Regions from separate parts of the Homo sapiens genome. Here region 1 is linked to region 2. Evidence: chromatin contacts called from ENCODE Hi-C or POLR2A ChIA-PET data. All regions are on one chromosome and are shown on one strand. The core of a region is the stretch at or near the end of the contact, and the rest is flanking DNA. Distances in the headings are between cores, read along the strand shown. Region 1 overlaps AADACL2-AS1 (AADACL2 antisense RNA 1). Region 2 overlaps AADACL2-AS1 (AADACL2 antisense RNA 1).

The links. A loop is a pair of places that touch in the nucleus more often than their neighbours do. ChIA-PET counts read pairs that join two places held with the same protein, here RNA polymerase II (POLR2A). Pooled maps may share reads with other maps.
Region 1: a loop to region 2 is called in a map of A673, with 2.8 times the contacts of the local background. The contact joins two enhancer-like sites. A Hi-C loop is called at or near these places in 7 of 168 maps with a recorded cell type or tissue (A673, Caco-2, Calu3 and 4 more), 1 of 37 single-sample maps with no recorded cell type and 4 of 50 pooled maps. POLR2A ChIA-PET finds 5 or more read pairs at or near these places in 1 of 52 experiments (A549).

The regions. Positions count from the first base shown.
Region 1 is chr3:151,835,529-151,838,802 of GRCh38, forward strand. All of the region lies in intron 1 of AADACL2-AS1 (AADACL2 antisense RNA 1), which reads right to left. Among named protein-coding and RNA genes, the nearest start is that of AADAC, 23 kb to the left of the region's middle. Within about 2 kb of position 1,648, at least 6 of the 41 ENCODE cell types and tissues checked have a DNase peak (open chromatin) inside an H3K27ac peak, as active enhancers do; they include A673 and PC-3, where a contact is called at or near this core.
Region 2 is chr3:151,765,194-151,768,647 of GRCh38, forward strand. All of the region lies in intron 2 of AADACL2-AS1 (AADACL2 antisense RNA 1), which reads right to left. Among named protein-coding and RNA genes, the nearest start is that of AADACL2, 33 kb to the left of the region's middle. Within about 2 kb of position 1,463, at least 4 of the 41 ENCODE cell types and tissues checked have a DNase peak (open chromatin) inside an H3K27ac peak, as active enhancers do; they include A673 and PC-3, where a contact is called at or near this core.

The sequences.
Region 1 (3,274 bases), core at 398-2,897, 71 kb after region 2:
ATTCTCCTGCCTCCGCTTCTGGAGCAGCTGGGATCACAGGCACCCACCACCACACCCGTCTAATTTTTGTATTTTTTAGTAGAGACGGGGTTTCGCCATGTTGGCCAGGCTGGTCTTGAACTCCTGACCTCAGGTGATCCGCCCTCCTCAGCCTCCCCAAGTGCTGGGATTACAGGCGTGAGCCACCGCTCCCGGCTGACAACAATATTAATAGGTATTTTGCAGAGAAGGAAAAGGAAGAAATTGAATTTACATGGGTTTCCAAGGTCCCATGGCTAATAAGTGGCAGAGCTGGAAGCCAACCCCCATAGGCCAGTTTCAAAGGCTTTGCCATCAATTGCTTAAGGATTTTGGAGACTACTTTTTGCTTTCTTAGAAAGGGTGGTAGGAAAACAAGGGAATCTGAATCATACAAATACCAGATTAAGTATAAAACCACTAACTAGGTAACCTCAGGAAAATCTCAAGATTCCTGAGACTGCCGCAAAGATCCACAGCTCTGTTGTTAATAGTGTGCAACGTGGATAATCAAGAGTTAATTATGCTTAGTTTCTTTACCATATAAACAAATCAATACCACTTCTGATGTACCTCAATAGTGGAAAAAGCATTTAACATTCTGCAATGAATCACTGCAAATTGGTATGTTGCTTTGGCCCTAAGTGTATGTGTTGGGGAGCGGCAGGAGGGAATTTGAGCTGCACAAATACCCAGTAAACCAAAAAGGTGCTCAGGCATTTAGAAACTCACCAGGTGCCAGAGGGGGCATGACACGCAGGATCCAGGAGAAGATTTTGATTTCCTCTGTGCTCTGAGCTCTTTAACCTGGACCTGAGGAATATCTGCCCAGCAACCCGTCAAAAGGAAGCAGTGGGAAAAAAAGCACACAGCTGTGGCTGGTGACCATTTTAACCTCAAAAAAACCACAGCTGCTGGTTGTTACCAAATGCCAAAAAATCACTAAACCTTGTTGATTGTTTCATGTAACTTATGTCTAGCCTTCTAGCCTTTAAAATTTTTCATTTACAGGAGGAGCAGTATTGAAAATAAATAAAATTAAATTAAAAAATAAAATAAAATAAACTTTTCATAGCTTTCCCGGAGTTTTTCAAGTTTATTTTATATTATATTATTGTTAAACGGGGTCTAATCTTGGTACCAGTACTTTAAATTATTCTCTTAGAATAAATATTCACAATTTCTTTCTCTTGATGCCAAAAAGAGATTAATTAGGGCTGGAATTATTTCCAATGGCATTTCAAAAATTCTTAGCTCCTCCTCTCCCTAGGCTTGAGCATTGTTATAAAATTAAAAATAGCCCATTTTGGAAAGTCCAAGATTCTTTAAAACTGAAGTCTCTTATAAAAAATCAAGAGGAGGCTGAGAGGAGGCTTCTCTCTCATTTGCCAATTTCTTTAAAACAAGAGGCACCGTTGTCAGTACTTTTAAAGTGCTGAAAAAGACTACAAGCCTGCAAAAGAAGGCTGAGTGTTTCATTCTAGAGCTGTTTTTTCTTAGTGAACATCCATTGACTTCATTTGGAGGTTGTATCTGAGTGAGCCCTCTTTCTTACAAGTAAAGTAAAACACCAGTCAGCTGAACTCTTTATCAAACATACTCTTCATTTATCTCTTGATGACACAATGTCACTCTTCCCTTTCAAGCTGAGCCTTCAGATTCTCCAAAGGTTTCGACCTCCCACAAAGTCTTCACGAGGTGACTCGCTCTTCAAGGAGCCCTGCTATTATGCCATATGGTGTTATGACTCAGCAAACCTGCAGTCCCTTCTACTTCCGAGACCTGGAAAGACATGTTCTAACTGCTTCTGGATGAACCAGGCATACCAGTATTAGTTCATGCCATCCAAAAAGAAACTTCATGTTCTTTTTAACTCTAAATTACTAAAGCTAAAAGTTACAGTCTTCTGATCTTCAAGAGTTCCCAGAATTATGCTCTCTGGTGATTAAACTCCCTTCCCTAAAAAGTGGCTCATCCTAATAGTGCAATGTTCACTATGTGTCAGCTTTAAAATTCTATGCCTGTAAAATACTCGAAGTTTAGAGAATGCATCTTTTTTCAAACGCTTCTTAACTTTCTGAGGGTGAGGACCAATTTAACAGGATTACATGTAAATTGGCCTTTCAGCTATGACCATTTCAAATCTTGGAAAATTTTTCTCCTGCATACGCTTTATCCTTAAGTAAAGATACATAGTATCTATTTAGAGATCTAATCACAACTTTATAACCTTTAAAATATTTATTCTATAAATTAAATACCAAATATGAACATATAGCGTGTACACATATGCATATATGTACATATGTATGTGTGTGTATATATAGGTATACACATATACATAAAATCTCAAACAAAGAAATTGTCAATAAGATTAAACTGTGGCTCCCTGGAGTATACGAGAAGTTATATACATGAGCTAGAACTCAATCAGTAATTTGGAATTGAAGATTGGCTTAGGAAATAAGAAACTTCATACTTTATACTAATTTAAGTAAAACACTTTGCTTGAATATATTTAAGTATATAGACTGTTAGATGAATTCTATTTTTAATCTAATTAAATTAGAAGTAACATGCATTAGTATATTAGCTAAATCTCATTTATTTACAGTGAATCGAAGTTGGACATATTCCTTGAAAATATTTTGAAAATTATTTTAATGATTAAGAATCAATTAAAAAGAGATTTTACTTTATTTGCTAAAGAATGACTTTCAATAGTTTAGTCTCAAAATTGTTACACATGATTACCAGTGTGAAATATATGAGCAAAGATAAAAATAATACCTCCCTGCCAAAAACAGCTCCTGTTAGAAAATATTTTATTAACTAATCAAATAATCTTCTGGTAAATACAGAGAGATGTTTAAAGGTTGCAATCGAATTACAAGGACACAATAAAACTAAAGGAAATGCAAGAATGCCAGAACCGTTTATTAATAAAATACTGATTTATACAATTGATATTAAAAATGACAGTTATTTTGTCGTTTTCTTTTGAAAATAAGCAAATTATGCCTGTAATCTCAGCACTTTGGGAAGCCGAGGTGGGCGGATCACGAGGTCAGGAGATGGAGACCATCCTGGCTAACATGGTGAAATCCTATCTCTACTAAAAATACAAAAAATTAGCCAGGCATGATGGAACGCGCCTGTAGTCCAGACTACTCGGGAGGCTGAGGCAGGAGAATCACTTGAACCCAGGAGGTGGAGGTGGCACTGAGCAGAGATTGCGCCGAGATTGCGCCACTGC
Region 2 (3,454 bases), core at 213-2,712:
TGACTGATGAAATAATCTGTACAACAGACCCTTGTGACATGAGTTTAGCTATGTAACAAACCTGCACATGTACCCTTGAACCTAAAATAAAAGTTAAAAAAAAAAAACAAGTAATTACTGGAAAAAAAATCACCATAGCTGCAAAAAAAAAAAACGACCTTCCCTTAATTTATAAAGCTGAGAAAAATTGGAAAATTAATTAGTAATAATCACTGGAGAAGGCATCAGCAACAGATGGATTCATAGTAATATGAGTTTTATCACAATAGCATGAGTTATTTAAAACTGATTAATTCTACTGTAATTGAAATTATTCCAAGTGACAGAAAAACAATAAAAACATTCCAATTCTTTTTAGGAAGCAATCCAGCAATGTATCAAAAGAAAATACAATTTGAGCAGGCAGGCATGCCATAGTGACTCAGTACCAGAATATATATCAATATAGTTTATTACATCAAAAAATTTATAGATTTAGCAGAGCACAAACAAAAAAAAAAAAAGAAAAGGAATTAATGGAGAAGAACCATATGAATGAACCAATTAAGGAAAAGGCATGATAAAATTAATAGCTGGTCCTAATGTATGTAAATCTGAGGAAACATGAATAGATTCCTTAACATGATGAAGGTGAAATGACCAAGCACAATGGAAAGGGTTATCATAAATAATGAATCACAAAACAATTTCCTGTTGAAATTGTAAATAGGAAGTGATGACTATTATCACTCATATCTCTTGAATTCATACTATTTCCAATTCAAATGAGTTTATCAACCTTTTTATCTTATATCTATATCTTCTTTTCTTCACACTAAGATTCCTGCTTCTCATATACACTGGAGACAACAGAATTGTATTGTTTTTTCACCTGCTTTATCACACATTACACAGAAGACATTTTTAGAATTACATACCAATACATCCAGCAGTGTGAGTATTGAAAACAGTTTAAAATGTTTTGCATGCGTTCTCTCCATTTGCTCCCCATTTTGTAAAAATAAACTTTTTATTTTGAAATAATATTTAGATTTTCAGAAAAATTGCACAGATGGTATAGAGAATTTCTGTATTACTTTCACCCATTTCCCCTATTGTTAACATATTGCATAACCATAATACATTTGCCAAAAATAAGAAACCAACATTAGTATATTACTGTTAACTAAACTCCAGACTTTTTCAAAAATTTCAATATTTTTTCCAGTCATGGCCTTGTTCAATTCTAGAATTTAATCTAGGATGACCCATTGTTTCTATTTGTCACATCTGTTTAGACTTCTCTGGTCTATGACAATTTCTCAGTGTTTGCTTATTTTTCATGACTTCATAGTTTTGAGGAGTACTCATCAGGTATTTTGTGAAATGTCCCTCAATTTGTATTTGTCTTATGTTTTCTCATAATCAGTCTGGATCATGGGTTTGAACGGAAGACCCCACAGGAGCAATGACCTTTTCATATCACATCAGGGAAAACAATGCTATCACCATGACTCATAGCTGATGATATTAACCTTATTCATTTGGCCAAGGCAGTTTTTCCCAGGAGTCTCTACTATAAAATTACTTTTTCCTCCATCTTTCCGTATTCCTTAGAAGCAACTCATTAAGTTCAGCCCACACTCAAGGAGCAGGGAAAATTGAACTTTATCTCCTATAGGGTAAGAGCTACATAAATTATTAGGAATTCTTCCGTAAGGAAGACTTGTCTCTTCTCTTTCATTTGTTTATTTATTCAATTATTTATTTATATCAATGTGTCGAGATGTATTTATATATAAAATTTCCTTTTGGTCTAAAAATTGCTATATAATATCTGAAGACAATCAGATTTTTCTTTCTTCTATTATATAAGTTATTCGGTTTTTTTTTTTATGTGCAAGGGATTTTTTTTTTTTTTTAAAGACAGAGTCTCGCTCTGTCCTAGGGTGGAGCGCAGTGGCACGATCTCGGCTCACTGCAACCTCCGCCTCCCGGGTTCAAATGATTCTCCTGTCTCAGCCTTCTAAGTAGCTGGGATTACAGGCGTGTGCCACCACACTTGGCTAATTTTTATATTTTTAGTAGAGACAGGGCTTCACCATGTTGGCCCGGTTGGTCTCCAACTCCTGACCTCGTGATTCATTGGCTTCAGCCCCCGAAAGTGTTGGGATTACAGGTGTGAGCCACTGAGCCTGGCCTGTGCAAGGGATTTTTTAAGTCTAATAATCTTACTATTAATAGAATATGTCAGTATTGGCTACTATGCTTTAAATTTTTTCCCAGTTATGTTGTTTACCTCATTAATACGCAGTTTCAAATCTTAATTTTTTTAAGATTTCAGGAATATCTTGAAATATAGTTTTTAATAATTGTTCCATTCCCTTGCTTTGGTTTTTCTTTCATGTAAAATATCATTCTATCTATGTTGGATGTTCTTTCCCTGTCTTCATCATTTGCTGTTTTTTTAAAAGTCATTCTAATTTTGATCCTAATTTCTTTTTGCATTCACTTACATGTTTATATACTATAAAGTTCACCATATTTGGTATACAATCCTGTGTGTCTTGAAGAATGTATACCATCATGTAAATTTCACCATAACTGAGGCACAGAAAAGCTTCATAGCTTGAAAACGTTTTCTCCTATTTCTCCCTTGTAGTCAAACCCTTTTTTTGCCCTCAGCCCCACAGAAACTACTGATCCATTTTTTCTGTAAATTTACCTTTTTCCGGATTTCATAAAAATGAATCATAGAGCATGTAGCCGTTAACTTCCTTTTATTTGAAACTTCTATCTCATTTTCACGCTGTATTTCCCCTATGACATTTTCTGTATTCCTTGTAGCTTTATATAATTTTTATTCTCCTTTGTGCCCATTTTGGTCTAGTCTTTATTTTTGAAATGGTGTTGTTTGTTTGTTCTTTCATTTGTTCAGGGGGTTATTTATTGTGTTATTGACTAATTTCTGAGTTTTCATAATTCTGGTTTATGATGTTCTTTCACATGGCAGGTTATTGTGTTAATGACTTTGGCTAATTTTAAAACATTAGGATATAGTTTTCCTCTGCTTTGTGGGCTTTAATTGTCTATAAAGAGGTTATTTTGCTTATTATTTTGCTATTATAATAACTCTGAATGATATTTAACCTCAGTTATTTCTGAGGCTCATTTTCACAGGAAATTCATTAGCTTAGAAGTTAGTTCCTTAGAAAGGAACCATGATTTTGTATATTTTCTATTAATAACTTCCTCTTCTGTTGTTCTTATGAAATATTCCATTTTATTCCCACAATTTAATCCACTTCTTTCCCCATTTCCTGCTTAATTTAGATTCTTAGTTTCTTCTCAGTGTGGGGTTCTTCCCTGGAAGAACCTTTGGTTGATTAGTGTTGAGGGACAGTAGGGCCCAGCCTGTTCCAACCCCTTCAGGTCACACTGCAGATAGCTTACACAGCATAAGACTATGCAAACC